Linked DNA regions of Homo sapiens: region 1 is linked to region 2. Evidence: chromatin loops called from intact Hi-C (ENCODE). Cell type or tissue: Caco-2. All regions are shown on one strand. Links, peaks and the distances in the headings refer to the core of each region. The heading gives the core; the rest is flanking DNA. Region 1 holds the start of LOC124905073 (small nucleolar RNA U13). Region 2 has its middle 90 kb from the start of USP25.

Region 1 (8,345 bases), core at 187-8,186, 67 kb before region 2:
AAAAAACACAGATATTGGTGATGTGGACACAGGGGAATGCTTATACATTGTTTGTTGGAACATAAATTAGTGCAGTCACTATGGAAAACAGCATGGAGATTCCTCAAAAAAGTAAAATTGGAAGTACCATATGATCCAGCAATTCCACTGCTGAGCATATATCCAAAAGAAAGGAAATCAATATGTCAAACAGTTATCTACACTCCCATGTTTATTCCAGCACTATTCACATTAGCCAAGATATGGAATCAACCTCTGTGTCTGTCAACAAATGAATGGATAAAGAAAATGTGGTACATACACACAATGAAATATTATTCAGCCATAAAAAGAATGGAAATCCTGTCATTTGCAACAACATGGATGGAATTGGAGGGCATTATGCTAAGTGAAATAAGTCAGGCACAGAAAGACAAATATTGCAGCTTCTCACCCATATGTGGGGGCTAAAATAAATTGATCTTATGGAAGTAGAGAGTAGAATGACACTCAGAAAGGTAGTGGGAAGGGGAGATAAAGAGAGGCTTGTTAACAGGAACAAAAATATAGTTAGATAGTAGAAATAAGATCTAGTGTTCAGCAGCACAATGGGAAGACTGTGGTTAACAGTAATTCTTTGTATATTTAAAAATAACTAGAGGAGTAGATATGGAATATTCCCAGCACAAAGACAAGATCAATGACTGAGGTAGTGGATCTCCCAATTACTCCAATTTGATCATTACACATTATATGTGTGTATCAAAATATGACATGTATCTTATAAATATATGCAACTTAAAGACCTGTTTCAAATACTTATCACATAAATAAATACATGCACTCATCCAAAGAGCAGGCACTTTGCTTTTTGAATGTTGAGGATAGCATGTCCATTCAGCCCTTAGCCACCAGAATAAAAGCTTTTATTCTTAGTTCTATAGAAAATATGAAGAAGTGCTGGCACCAGAGGAGAATGTAGCAGGATGAAGAAACTTATTAACAATGCATATCCCTATCCCCGCCTAGAAGAGACCTGCTTTTGTTTTACAGGATCCTGAGAATGAGGTTGGGTGGGTGTGATGGATAGTGAAACCTGCTAGGAGATTTATTACTGTTTTGAACTCTACAGTTTATGCTTTGCTTACATTATTTAAGCTTAGCATTAAAGTTGATACTGGTAAGAGTATTGCAGTTTGTTAGATACTGCCTGAAAAAGGAAAGGAGGAAAGAAAGAAAACGGAAGAAAAGCTATTGAGATTGGGAAGAAAGTGTTTGGGAAAGAAAAACATTAAGAATTCTTATGTCTAATGAGGATTTTGCCTAAATTTCTGCTGTGTGGTGTGTGACATGGCATCTTCTCTTTCTCTCTGCAACATCTTCAGTGAACCTTCCATTTCTTATTACTACTTGATGGAGTTTCACATGTTTTATGGGAGACTTCACAAAGTGCTGGAAACAACTTCCATGTGAGTGAGGAGTCAATGTGGAAGCTTGTCCAGAAACCTCCTCAAGTGAGTCTCATAAGAATGAGCGGTTTACAGTTTATCCTGAAACCCACCTCTCTCCCACATTAACTTAGAAGATACGTATTACCTCAAGTCACTGTTAAGATTGTGATAGCTGATTGTGTTATCAGTTAGGGTTGTAATGGTATCTGATCCTCAACGTTCCCTACTACATAGACAAAGCTGGTTTCATCCCTCCTCTAGCCTGTCTGGCTACTGGTATTAGACTAATATCAAGTGTTTGAGCCAGGGATGGTGGTGTGTGCCTGTAGTCCCAGCTACTCAGGAGGCTGTGGCAAAAGGATCACTTGAGTCTAGGGGTCAAAGGCTGCAGGGACTTGTGATCACATCTGTGAATAGACACTCCATTCCAGCCTGGGTAACACAGTGACTCTCTCTCTCCCCCCTCCCCCGTGTGTGTGTGTGTGTGTGTGTGTGTGTGTGTGTGTGTGTGTGTGTGTGTGTGTGTTTGGACAACCATCACTGACCAGACATCATTTTGAACATCGGTACACTACTTCCTCTTCAGGACCTATAAAATTGACCTACATCAAGAATAATATCTCTTAGAGATATAGGTATATATTTGTTTTAACCAGAAAAGTTCCAGATACTTAATGTATAATGGATTAATGACTTCCCAGCAGAGTCATGTGCTGATCTGATGTCATAAGAAGGTTTGAGGCTGGCACATTTCACATATTTGTGTCAACACCCAATCATCATGCTCATGATCTACAAAAGGATCGGGGTGAGGTTTATTTGTTTTGTTTTGTTTTGTTTTTTGAGACAGAGTCTCGCTCTGTCACCCAGGCTGGAGTGCAGTGGTGCGATCTCGGCTCACTGCAACTTCTGCCTCCTGGATTCAAGCAATACTACTGCCTCAGCCTCCCGAGTAGTTGGGATTACAGGTGCCCACCACCACGCCTGGCTAATTTTTGTATTTTTAGTGGAGATGGAGTTTCGCCATGTTGGTCAGGCTGATCTCGAACGCCTGACCTCAGGTGATCCGCCCGCTTCAGCCTCCGAAAGTGCTGGGATTACAGGCGTGAGCTACCGCGCCTGGCAGGGGCAAGGTTTTAAGGCTTGTTACTTTTGTGTTTGACAGGTACATAAAAAGGAGAGCCAACTCACATGTCTGAGGAAGAAAGAACAAGTCAACTACTGTTATATTGGGTTGACATGTGGTTAAGAACCCAGACTTGAAGGCAAAGCTTTTCAAGCATGAAGTAATGCACACATCACCTGGAAATCTTGTAAAAATTTACATAATGATTAAGTCTAGGGTAGAAGCACAGGGCCTGTATTTCTAATATCACCAGTGTTACCATTCTGCTGGCCCATGAATTCTACTTTGAGTAGCAAAATTCTAGAGTCTGATTATCTGGGTTCACGTCCCGGTTCTGGACTTCACCGAGCTGGGGACCTTGAGTAACTTAACCTTGAGTAATATGCCTCAGTTTCTTCATCTGTAAAATTGAAATAATATCCATGGGTTTTTATAGGAATTAGTAGAATTAATATAGAGTAGCACTGAGAAGAGTGTCTGGCACATGGTGCATACTTGATAAATATTTGCTGAGTGAATTTCCTAGCAGCAAAACGAGTGGGGAAAAAAGGGCCTGTGCTTTTGAATTCAACGCTTTTGTGTCTCATCAAATAATTCACTTGTCTTTCAGCTTCTGACTTGGCGCCATTGGTTGTCTTTGAGTTAACTCTGTAGAGTCCTAATTAGGATTTAAAAGAACAAGACGGAAAGCTTCTGCAGAAGGTAATGAGGTGTCCTAATTTCCCCTCCACCTAAGAGCAGGGAATGATCAAATTTATATTTAAGAAAATCACTCATAGTAGAAGAGAGACAGAGAGAAGGAATTGGACAAGACTAGGGGTGAAAAGATAAGTTTACAGAATATTGTAATAGGCCAGAGAACATAGTTAAAACCACCTGAGATTAAGACAGTGGAGACAGTTGAAAAGTGGAAAACAATACAAGCACAATTAAAGAGGTTGATTTGGCAAGACATGGCATTAAATAGTGGGCACAGCTCATGTTCAGGGAGAAGTGTGAGGATGTTTTCCAGTTTTCTAGCTTTGGTAAGATGATAAAACTTGGAGAACATTTGCAGAGATAGAGAATAAAGGAGCAGGAATAAGTAAGAATAAAAGGGATGAATAAAATGAGAAGGGAATAAGATGGTAATAAGACTAATTTTGGACATGTTAAAAGTGGCTGTGGGATAAATACCCATAGGCAATTAGAAATGAAATATGGAGCTGAGGAGACTTTACATGTTGGCCATAAGAATTTGGAAGTCATCAGCATTTGTGTATTAAGGCCCTGGAAGTGAATGAGTCAGTCCAGGAGAGTATTAGCTGTAAGAAAAATTGGATACAAATTGAAGACCATAAGGAAGACTTAGAACAATGAAAGAGGTAGGAACAAAGCCAAAAGAAAGGGATGGCAGAAGGCTAGGGAGGAGAGTGCTTCAGCAATGAGGGAATGGTCAGCAGGGCCAAATTCCACAACACATCTATACTCCTGGAAACCAGTTCTTCCACTGTGACTCACTGAATCTGTCAACACCACATCGTTATTTTAATCCTTCGGGGACAAAGCCTAGTATCTTGGTTTGACTCATTCTGCTTCCTCATTCTCTATATTTAAGACGCTGAAATTTCTTTTCCATTTTTTGATATCCATCCTTTTCTAAGCCCAATTTTACATGCTGGTCCAAATACTCCTAGATGACACAAAAACTTTCTGTACTGTATGTTTTAGCTAGACCCAACTTCCTGAAACACCTTTTTCATTATGCCATATTTATTCTCTTCAAAACTTTTCTCTCTCTCTCTCTCTCTCTCTCTCTCTCTCTCTCTATATATATATATATATATACACACACATATATATATATATGTGCATATATGTGTATATATGTGTGTGTGTATATATATATATTTTTTTTTCCAGGTGGAGTCTTGCTCTGTCACCCAGGTTGGAGTACAGTGGTGCAATCTCGGCTCACTGCAACCTTCACCTCCCAGGTTCAAGTGATTCCTGTGCCTCAGCCTCCAGAGTAGCTGGGATTACAGGCATGCGCCACCACGCCCAGATAATTTTTGCATTTTTAGTAAAGACAGGGTTTCACCATGTTGGCCAGGCTGGTCTCGAACTCCTGACCTCAAGTGATCCACCTGCCTCAGCTTCGCAACGTGTTGGGATCATAGGTGTGAGCCACCACATCCAGCCAAATATGTATATATTTTATAATTTCAACTTTTATTTTAGATTCAAGTGATACATGTCCAGGTTTGTTACATAGGTATATTGTGTGATGCTGAGGTTTGGGGTATGAATGATCCTATCACCCACATAGTAAGAATAGTACCCAATAGGTAGTTTTTCAGCCCTTTCTCCCCATCACTCCCTCTTCTAGTAATCGCCAGTGCCTATTATTCACATCTTTATGTCCATGTATACGCAGTGTTTAGCTCCTACTTATTATAAGTCAGAACATGTGGTATTTAGTTTTCCATTACTGTGTTAATTTGTTTAGGATAATGGCCTCCAACTGCATTCATGTTGCTGCAAAGGACAAGATTTCACTCTTTTTTAATGGCTGCATAGTATTCTATAGTTTATATGTGCCACATTTTCTTTATCTAGTCTGTCATTGATGGGCACCTAGGTTGATTCCATGTCTTTTCTATTAAACTTCACAATATATTTTTTAACTTGGAGTATTTGTTTTGTTTTGGAACATAAGCATCTATGTATTATCTAAGTAATATCTATGCATCTGAGTATAAGAAATGCTTAAGAATAATAAACACCAAATGTAGGATAATGATTATCTCTGCTAAGGGAGAAATTAATTATGATTATGGAACAAAACATAGGAGATTTCAACTGCATTAATAGTGTTTTATTCCTAAGCTGGGTGTATTAGTCTGTACTCATGCTGCTGATAAAGACATACCTGAGACTGGGCAATTTGAAAAAAGAAAGAAGTTTATTGGAGTAACAGTTCTACGTGGCTGGGGAGGCCTCACAATCATGGTGGAAGGTGAAAGACACGTCTCACATGGCGGCAGACAAAAGAAGAGAGCTTGTACAGGGAAACTCCCCCTTTTTAAAAACATCAGATCTTGTGAGACTTATTTACTACCAAGAGAACAGCACAGGAAAGACCCGCCCCCATTATTGAATCACCTCCCACTGGGTCCCTCCCACAACACCTGGGAATTCAAGATGAGATGTGGGGACACAGCCTAACCATATCACTGGGTAACAGGACCATAGGTTTAAGTTTCTGTACATTTAAATAATATGAAAAACTACAGTGTTTTAGAAACACTTTAAAATGACAGCACCCTAAAATGTAAGTTTGATGTCCTCTTAATTGGGGACCCTGCTCCCTGTCTCATCTTATTTTCTACAATTCCTTATTGTATTCTCTTCTGGGTTTTTCTTTTCAATGTTGTTCAAAAAGGTCTTTGTGAAGTGTATTGGTTTCCCTTCCTTCCATCACAGTTTCCCTCTGCCAGGAATGTGCCTCCACTCAGTCAGGGCCTCCTGTCCAAAACCTTTGCAGTCCTTTACGCTCATGAGCCTTTGTTGCGAACTTTTATTGGATATGATCTCTCAATCCTGTGAAATCTTGTGTGAGAGAGAGAGAGAGAAAGAGGGTGAGAGAGAGGGAGGGAGTGTGTGTGTGTGTGTGTGTGTTTGTTTGAGACATTCTTATGTATCTCTTTTAAAGCTATTTATGTGAGATTTTTATTATTATAGAAAGTAGTTCAGGAGTTCTAACCCCGTTTGCACATTACAGTTATTGGGAGAGTGCTTTAAAAATATTAATGCCTAGGCCCCAACTCAAACAGGTCCCACCTCAAATAGGCTTGAATGATAGAATTTTTAAAAAGCTTCCAAGGTGAGGCTAATACCACAGGTATAGTCTGATTATGTCTTAAAGGCCTGGGCCACCTCTTCTTAGCCCTCTCTATAACAACACAGAATCACACATATAAATGAGAGTTATGGGCATGGGGAATATATGAATATGAGCTTAAATGCCAATTATAGTCTGTGAAAGTAGGAAAAGCTAATAATCTTATGAAACTGCTATAATATTCCTCTGCTATTATAATATACAAAACAGTCCATTTAGCAGTAACTTGACCTTCAATAGTTCAGTGTCATGAGTATTTGGAAGCAAGTAACCTAAATACTCAAACATGAACAGCTGGACTGAAATCGACACTGACTGAAGTAAAGCTAAATACTGAGTTCAAGGAAGCAAGGCCATAAATAAGAGCTCTTAGTTATAGTGTTTGACAGCTCATCCTTAGTCCCAGAAAGTATCAAGGCAGCAGTAGCTAGCTGAGTGTAAAGGGTACAGTGTGAAAAATATATGGCATTTAGTTAAAAAATGATCATACAGAGATGTTAAAAAGTTGGCCGAGATATTACACAAATAGTGAGGAAAATGTAGACTCTCTTTTTAATTTTTTGAATTAAATTATAACTGTATATAACTGGTATGTTACATTGCTCAGTAATGGCCAAATGGTATTTGAATGGGTAAAGTTGTTTTATCTATGATAGTCATGTTAAAATCACACGCTTGCAATAATCTTGAAAGTGAGAATTAGATGATTACTGACATAATTGGAATCCCATCAGGAAAGAGGGCGTGTGTTTAAACCAGTTCTTAAATAAATGGATACAGTAGACAACTTTTAATGTCTCTTCCAATTTTTAGATACTTTAGTTATTTCTACTGACTTGTCTTCAAGCTCACTGATTCTTTCCATGGCCATGTCGAGTCTGCTGATGAGTGCATACCTCATTATTCATCATATCTGTTACAGTGTTTTGGATTTCTTGCATTTCCTCTTGATTCTTTCTTAGATTTTCTATCTCTCTGCTTGCATTAGTCATCTATTTTTGCACATTGTCTACTTTTTCCATTAGGACCTCTTAACATATTAATAATAATTATTTAAGATTCCCTATCTGATAATTCAAAAATGTGTGTCATATCTGGGTCTAGTTCTAATGCTTGCTTTACCTCTTCAAACTATGTGTTTTCTTGCTTTATCATCAGACCTTGTAATTTTGTATTGATAGGTGCAAATGACACATATGAGTAATAGGAATTGAGAAAAAACAGACCTTTAGCATGGAAATTTACATTAACCATAAATGTGAAAAGGCTTAAGTCTTCTACTGCCCTTGTTTTTGTTTTCCCTCTCAGACTCCCCTAAGTATGCCTCCTCAAAGAGAGTCTGCTCCTTGTGGCTCTTTCAGGTGTAGCCCACTATAATACTTTAGCTTTGTTGGTGTGTGTCTTAGTCTGTTTTGTGTTGCTTATAATAGAATACTTGAAACTGGGTTATTTATAAAGAAAATGAATTTATTTCTTATCATTATGCAGGCTGAGAAGTCTGAGGTCAAGGAGCTGTATCTGATGAAAACCTTCTTTCTGGTGGGGACTCTCTGCAGAATCCCAAGATGGCACAGGCCATCTCATGGCAAGGGGACTGACCAAGTGTGCTCCTTCAGATCTCTCTTTCTCTGTTTATAAAGCCACCAATCCCACTCCCATGATAACCCATTAATCCATTCATTCATTAATGAATTCATCCACTCATGAGGACAGAGCCCTCATGACCCAATCACATCTCGAAGGCCTCACATCTCAATACTGCCACACTGGGGATTAAATTTCATCAAGAGTTTTGGAGGAGACAAATATTTAAACAACAGCAGTGTGGTATGGTATGGCAGAGTGGGGAGCATTCTCTAATCTTTTGATTAAATTTCAGTGTATCAGTGGTCCTTTGTCCTTGGAC
Region 2 (8,345 bases), core at 276-8,275:
TCTTATTAGCAAGACCAAATTCTCATAGAAACTAGGGAACTGGAGAAAAAAATTAAAATGACAGTCACTGAAAATAAAAGCGTTAGAAGGCATTGACTTATAAAACAAACCAGCGTAGATAGTGTTCAAAATCTTTGCCAACAGGCCAGCAGTTCTTCCAAATTACATTTCTTAATTACTCAGGAAACTGCAGTGACTTTGCCCTGGACAGCCATATTATTTCCCAAAATTTCACATTCTGCAAGTTATGTATCCTCATAAATTATCAAACTGTTCTTCACTAGTTTAGAATTCTGTACCTTCTACTTCTATTTCTCTAATTCATTACTCTAAGGTTTATTAACTAAGTAATGTTAAAAGTTAGAACAATTTCAAATTTCAGTATGAAAATGTGGGTTGCTACCTAAATTTCAACAAATTCTCAAAAGCAAGGATTTTAAAATCACTGATGGTTAGGTGTTACTTTCTTGGCCCATGCTGAACACCCAAAATCATACGAAATCAGAAAACAGGTTTTTAGGAAATGACCTGCATAGCCACATCTATAAGTCAAGCAGCATGAACGTTATCCAAAATGCTTTGCAAATGTTCTCTGTTTGAGTCACTTCTTAGGCAGTAGAATTGATGGGCATGGAAGGCAGAATAATGGCTTCCAAAGATGTCTAAGTTTTATTCCTGGAACCTGTGAATATTAAGTGGCAAAAGAGAATTTGCAGATATGGCTAAATAAGAACTTGAAATGGGGAGGTTATCTGGGATTATCTTTGTGAGCCCAGTGTAATCAGGAGGGTCCTTATAAATCAAAGAGGAAGATAGGAGAGTCAGAGTCAGAAGGGGAGATGTGACCATGGAGGCAGAGGTCGGAGGGCTGCGCCGCTGGCTTTGAAGATGGAGAAGAGTCATGAGCCAAGGAATTCCAGAGGCATCCAGAAGCTGGAAAATCTCCTCTAGAACCTCAGAAGAAAGCAGGCTGTGGCTCTCTTGACTATAGTCCAGTGAGACTCATGTCAGATGTCTAGTTCATAAAACTATGAGATAGTAAACATGTTGTTTTAAGCAACAACACTTGTGGCAATTTGCACAGCAACAACAGGCAACTGATACAAAGGGCACTGGAATACATTTCGCCAGAATAAGCAATTTCTGGGTTTTAAAATGCAGAACACTGAGACACAAAACTATAAAGATTTCCAGGAGAGATTGTCTATAATTACAGTTTTCTTCAAAACAGAGCAACAGAGAACATTTCTATGCATTGGTTCTACAAATATCAATTACACATATTTGGTTTCAGATTCTCCAAAAGGTTTAAATGCCAGTCTCATCTTACAGTGAAATTCGTCTTAGCAGAAAAAACAAGTTACTCATATTCAAACATTTACTGACCAGCTAAACATATACTAAACACTGGGGTTAGCAACATAAATAAGGGAAGATCTCTTTGAAGTATACAACCTAGTATAGCATTTTTCTGTTTGTTCTTTTTGACCATGAGCCACAGTAGGAAACATATTTTACGTTGTAACTCAGTATATATACCTTTATAAGCCTGAACCAAAAACTTGATACACTTTAATATTTGCTATTCTTTTCTGGCCTAGTTCATTTAAAAATGCTATGTAGAAACTGTTGAATTGATTTTATAACCCACTAATGGGCTTGAAAAGCACTAGCTTAGTGAGTAAGTTAGACATGTAGAGAAATAGCAGAGCATGTCACATACTAATGAAGATGACAACCAAGATAAGTACAAGAAAAGTAGTAAGTAACATTTGAGTGCTTACTATATTCACTGTTCTAAGGGAGTATTGAACATCTGAAGTACCCTACTCAGGTATTCACACTTCAGAAGTAGCTACATAATAACTTTAAATATTATTATAGGAATCTATACCTAAGAGTTTTTAATTAGCATACAAACATTAGTAAAATGAGCTGTGCTTGAGTTACATGACTGGATAGAATGAGTGTACAGGCACCAACACCCATGTATGAACTCGATGTAAAGATATGCAAATCCGGCAGAAACTAATATCTCTGGAGCAGCATGGTAGGTTCACATCTCCATTTGGCCACACACTTTCATTTCAGAGATGACAATGTTGCTTGACCCAAACTAGAAGGTTGGCTTATCCTGCTTTCAGAATGTCTGAACAGCCTTAGTATTCTAAGCTTACAAGAGCAGTTGATGTGACTATTTTTGCTTCTTGTTAATACATTTTAGACAATCTTAATCTGTTATATAACTTGTTTTCATTATTGACATACCATGGGGTAGCACGGTTACATGGGAGAGGATTGCCATCCAACGCCTACTTGCCTACCTCTAATTGCTGGGAGCTCTCAATATTTGCCAAAAGAACCTGATGATTATTAAATGGTCAACTTGGCTTCTCTCAGTTCCCCAAGAGATTCTGCGTTCTGTTCCAAGAAACTCGTATTTCATATTTTAACTGGTATTTGTCAAAAAGAGGCATGCTGTCAGAAACACTTAAACAGAGCTCAACATTCCACATATTGTACTTAAGCAGTAGCTCTCCCACTTTTAATCAGCGTTCTTAATATCTGTATGTAGTGAATGAGAGGGGTGCTTGTTGACTCTGTAGAATATTGAGCTCTGTTTAAGCAGTTCTGCTACAGTCTTACTCCTTTTTCTCTTCCCACCCCCAAACTGGAAAGACAATGTGTTCTGATCATTGCTTTGAAGACCATGGCATGTTCCCTTCTCGCCACACCTGAAATTCTTATTGATTATTGTTTTCTCTCAGTCTGTGGCCTAAAATTTGTCCTCACTCTGGCAGTCTCATAAGGACAGAATTACAGAGAATGGGAATCAAACAGTCATAGGTAGTATTATTAGTCATTTGTTAGTTATTATCTGCAGCCTTCCTATAAGAAAGGATAAAAGGCGCATAAAAGTGCTGAAAACATAACCTATCTCCTTCCCAATCTGAGCTCTAATTCCTCAGGTTCCTTCCAGTGCAATCTATAGATAACTTCCTGCGTATTAGTCCATAATCTTCAAACCTCCTCAATCACCACGGAAATGGCTGACTGTACTTCCTCTGAAATGTCATGAAACTTATACTCACCATGAAAGAGTGACTCCTAATAATTGTGCCAAGTTTGTTTTTCTTGGAGACATGAGATTGAAAAGGAAAGAGTGAAAGAGAGAGAAGGAAGGAAGGAAGGAAGGAAGGAAAGAAGGATGGAAGGAAGGAAGGAAGGAAGGAAGGAAGGAAGGATGGAAGGAAGGAAGGAAGGATGGACGGAGGGAGGGAAGGAGGAAGGAAGGGAGAGAAGGAGGGAGGGAAGGAGAGAGGGAGGGAGGAAGAGAACAAAAATGTTCTAGAGACTTTAGAGAATAAAACAAATTATTCTTCCTATAATTTTGATGATTAAAAATTAAAAACAGGCCAGGTGCTGTGGCTCATGCCTGTAATCCCAGCACTTTGGGAGGCCAAGGTGGGTGCGTCTCTTGAGCCCAGGAGTTTGAGACCAGCCTGGGCAACATGGTGAAACCCAGTATCTACAAAAGATACAAAAATTACCTGGGCACAGTGGCACGTGCCTGTAGTCCCAGCTACTTGGGGGCCTGAGGTGGGAGGATTGCTTGAGCCTGGGAAGTTGAGGCTGCAGTGAGCCATGTTCACACCACTGCACTCCAGCCCGGGTGACAAAGTGAGGCTCTGTCTCAAAATAAATAAATAAATAAATAAATAAATAAATAAATAAATAAAAACAAGCTAAGCTTTAGGATACAAGACTGCTTGCCTCAGGGACTCCTGGAAAAATTATCTTTCCTAATTCCAATTTTCAGCATTGTGTCTGAACCATGTGAAGATCAATAATTATGCTTGATGGACAATGGATTATCTGAAACGGATTTAAATCTGTTTCTTATGTATGCCTATGTTATGTATGCTTAGGACACACAAAGATTTTCATAACATAATAATAACAGCTAAATTTACATAGAACATTTTCTGACACTGCTTTAGAATGTTTCGAATTTCAATTTCTAAAATCTCCATATTATCTATTTACAAGTATTCAGCTCCTCTGAGAAGTCCTCCCTCACACCCCTTCTTTGTTCGGAAGTGCGCCCTAGTTCAAGGTTTTCAGAATACCCCAAGATTCCCTGTTTTTAGGGCCTTTATGAGAATTATCTTTCACTCTTTCTTTGCCTAGATAAAAATCTGGCATACAATAGGTGTTCAGTAACTGCTGGATGGAGGAATAAATGACTTATTACCACTACTATGGATTTATTTTTTTCCACTAATGACTAATTTTCCTTTTGTTTTGGCATTAAGGCACTTTTTACAGAAATGCAAAAACATTACTTAATGTGAAAAACCACTATTATGATGTATTATAATCTTCACTCCAAAACAGAAAGGAACAAATTGTCTTTTGCAGCTACTGTCTAAATTGTGGATTAAAAGTTTCGGTTTCTAAATGTAATTGCTGTGCAGATCTATTCATTTTGTTCATTTTGGAGCTCCCTGAAGCATTCCTCTAGCCTTCTACCTTTGAGTTTTGTTTTAAGAACACACTTGTCAGTTGAGATTAAGATAACATTTCTGTGTGAACATAAAAGCTGAGAAAGAATTCCAGTCACGCTGCCAGAGGAACCAGCTGTGCTGTTTAGCTCCTGTAGACAGAGTGCTGGCTGGGCCTCAAACATTGAAGGGAGTCAACAGGTACAATTCCTGGGTGAGTAAGGTGTTGCACAACATTCCCTCCAAAACGACAAACATGGCAAGCACCAGGATTAAGGCTAGGCCCCTAGCCTTCTAGTAAACATTGTGGAAAAAACTGATGTTTAAAGTAAGTATTTTAGGGTACTGGATGGGCTCCTGCCGTACTCTTTATTCCCTGTTGTGAACCCAAAGTATCTGAGACAGATCTCACACACTTCAGAAAGTTTATTTTGCCAAGGTTAAGGAGGTGCCTATGACCGTCTCAGGAGGTCCTGACGACATGTGGACATGTGCCCAAGGTGGTCGGGATACTGCTTGGTTTTATACATTGTACGGAGACATAACACATCCGTCAATACAGGTAAGATTTACATTGGTTTGATCTGAAAGGACAGGACAACTTGAAGCAGGGGGCTTCCAGGTCATAGGTAGATATAAATATATTCTGATTGGCAATTGGTTGAAAGAGTTATTATCAGTAGAAAGAGATGTCTTTGCTATGATTAGGGGTTGAAGACACCAAGGTTTTATCCTAAAGATGAAGCCTCCAAGTAGCAGGCTTTAGAGAGAATTGTAAATGTTTCTTATCAGACTTAAGGTAGGCATTGATGTTACTGCTGGAAGGGTATGATGAGGCATGTCTGAACCCCACTTCTCATCATGGCCTGAACCAGTCTTTCAGGTTACATTTTAGAGTGCCCTGGCCAAAGAGGGAGTCCATTTAGACTTTTATTCTAATGCTTTGTTTTTTTTTAAATTCCTGAAATACCATAGCCCAAAATTCTGAACAAAGTTGCTCCCCAGATTCTACTACACTGTATTTTTGCAGTGTTCCCCAAATGGTTTCTCTCAGTAAGCTATAAGACGTCTTTATAAGAAATCATGTTTGGTAAAAGTTTGGATTCTCAGCCTGTGAATCCCAAGAGAGTCTGTTTTGGTAGCAGGATTAACCCATTAAGTTGTGTTTCTGAAAAAACTTCTAAAGTGTTTTTTGGGAGGCAAACACTCAAAAATCAGAAACATTTTTTAATAGCAGAAAATGTAAGTGACTAAATAGTTGAAAAGCTTTTTTAATGTTGGTTTGGTAAGCCCATTAAGTCACATTTAGAAGAAAATTATCAAATACGACTTAACCCAGTGCAGCAATAATCATGTTAAAGAATGACTAATGCTCTCAGATAACTTGATCATTGAGAATTTCTCCAACTCACGCAGTACAAATTTAAAATAAGTCATGCAAATTTGTAAAAATTAATAAGACTTGTGAATGTAAAATGAATGCACATCTTTTGTTCTGGTTAGGTGCTGAAATATGGCAACTATCCTGTCTTTACCAGTGTGCACAGAACTTCAAAGAACATTTTCTATAAGAATAGGTACTATAAAAACACCCTATTGCTGTGTAATCACATGATGAAATGTCTTCTGCATTGACAGAGCCAAAAGCTAGGATTACATCTAAGTAATTTTGTTTTCTTCTTAGAATCATCCAAATCCTTTTAAGGGGATCTATAACCAAAGCCTTTGTAATCTTAGGTAGAAATTTGACTTACAAATGCAGACTTTTGTTGATTTAAAATTTTTAATAACATTTGATGTTTGATATATTTTAATTTCCAGAATTTCCATTACTAAAAATTAATATTTAAGGATTCTTCCCAGAAGCCTTTACATGTTTAAAGACAACAAATAAAACAATTACTTATTATCTCCTTTATGATAGCTGTCTAACTTTACAGCATTTTTTTCTTCATTTTAGATTTGACCCAGTCATTGCCAAATTAATAAAGTGCCTTTTATAATTATCCAGAAATACAGAATTCCTAAAGGTGAAAGCAAAAAGAACTAAAAAATTATTTATGTTGGAGTGATGAAAATGTTCTAAAACTAAATTGTGATGATGGTTGTACCACTTTGTGAATTATTAAAACCACTGAACTGTATACTTTAAAAGGGTAAATTTTATGGTATGTAAATTATATCTCAATAAAGCTGTTAGAAATAACTTATTAGGTTTATATTAAATGCTTGTGATGGTTAATACTGAGTGTCAACTTGATTGGATTGAAGGATACAAAGCATTAATTCTGGGTGTGTCTGTGTGAGTGTTGCCAAAAGAGATTAACATTTGAGTCAGTGGGCTGTGGAAGGCAGACCCACCCTTAATCTGGTGGGCACAAACTAATCAGCTGGCAGTGAATATAAAGCAGGCAGAAAAATGTGAAAACAAGAGACAGCCTAGCTTCCCAGCCTACATCTTTCTCCTGTGCTGGATGCTTCTTGGCCTTGAAGAGCAGACTCCAAGTTCTTCAGTTTTGGGATTCAGACTGGCTCTCCTCGCTCAACAGCTTGTAGACAGCCTATTGTGGGACCTTGTGATCGTGTAAGTTAATACTTAATAAACATATATATATATATATGTGTGTGTTTATTTAGTAGGATATATATATATCCTATTAGTTCTATCCCTCTTAGAGAACCCTGACTAATACAGTTTTCGGTACCAGGAGTGGTTCTAGAGGAACAGAATATTAAGGATGTTGTTCTTTCATTGGTTTTGGGGATTCTGAAATTGGCTGCTTAATATGATTAGACCTAAAGATGCCAGGGACTCTACTTCTAATAGTATGGAGAAAACTGATAGTCCTTGTTGAAAACTGTTTAAAGAGTTATGCAAAATAAATGCATTTGAGACTCCTGATTCACTGCTCATGAGAGGCAAGGGGTTTAGTGACTTTATACATAATTCCTTTGGCCATATGTGGAGAACCAAAGAACATAATGAAGCTGGTTGGTTGCTCCTGTTCAGTGGACAAAGTGATGAAAGAAAATGTTGAACTCAGGGATTCTGTCTCCCGGCTTCAGAAGCAGATACTGAGCCACAAGTATGCTAAGATTGCCCTGAGTGAGAGTCTTATGTCCTGTAGAGAAAGAGTTGAAATTGTGGAAAAACAGACACAAGCTCTTATCATGCAAGTGGCTGACCTGCAATGAAAGATGCACGCACAGCCTCGCCAGGTGCCTACTGTTAAAGTGAGGGCATTGATTGGAAAAGAATGGAACTCTGCAACTTCAAATGGGATCTTGTGAGAGGACCCTGATAAAGCCGGGGACACTGAGTCTGTAAACTCTGATGAACCTTTTTTGCCAGAAGGAAGAACTTCCCCATCCCCAGTAGTGGCAACATCCCCTCCGCAACCCGGGCTGCCATCAGCCTTTCCACCTTTGTCTGAGGAGATAAACCCCACACTACCCGAGGCAACAGTGATGGCCTCCCCGGAGGCAGCTGCCAGGCAAGATAATGTTGACTCTCCTCAGAGCCACCCTCAACACCTCTGTTTGCTTTTAGACCTGTAACTACACTAAAGTCCCTATGGGCCCCTAGAGGGGAGGTTCAGAGTGTGACCCATGAGGAGGTGCGCTACACTCCAAAAGAACTGTTTGAGTTCTCTAATTTATATAAACAGCAATCTGGAAAACAGTCATGGGAATGGATGTTAAGGGTATGGGATAATGGTGGAAGGAACATAGAGTTGCATCAGGCTGAGATTAATGATTTGGGCCCACTAAGTAAAGACTGTGAATTTAATGTTGCAGCTCAGGGAGTTAAAAAAGGTTCTAATAGTTTGCTTGGTTAGA

Evidence for each region. Peaks named below come from ENCODE experiments on the same cell type or tissue, not always from the same donor. Only the 100,000 strongest peaks of a DNase experiment are listed, where the experiment ranks them.
Region 1: it touches region 2 in a loop (4-fold over the local background); 3 of 110 quality-filtered maps call a loop at or near these places.

What each region holds. Positions count from the first base shown.
Region 1 is chr21:15,702,548-15,710,892 of GRCh38, reverse strand. LOC124905073 (small nucleolar RNA U13) reads right to left here and starts at 2,234; the gene lies at 2,126-2,234. In Caco-2, for the core only: no CTCF peak of the experiment used is centred there; a DNase peak (open chromatin) is centred at 4,012.
Region 2 is chr21:15,635,688-15,644,032 of GRCh38, reverse strand. No RefSeq gene overlaps it. Among named protein-coding and RNA genes, the nearest start is that of USP25, 90 kb to the left of the region's middle. In Caco-2, for the core only: no CTCF peak of the experiment used is centred there; DNase peaks (open chromatin) are centred at 872 and 4,682.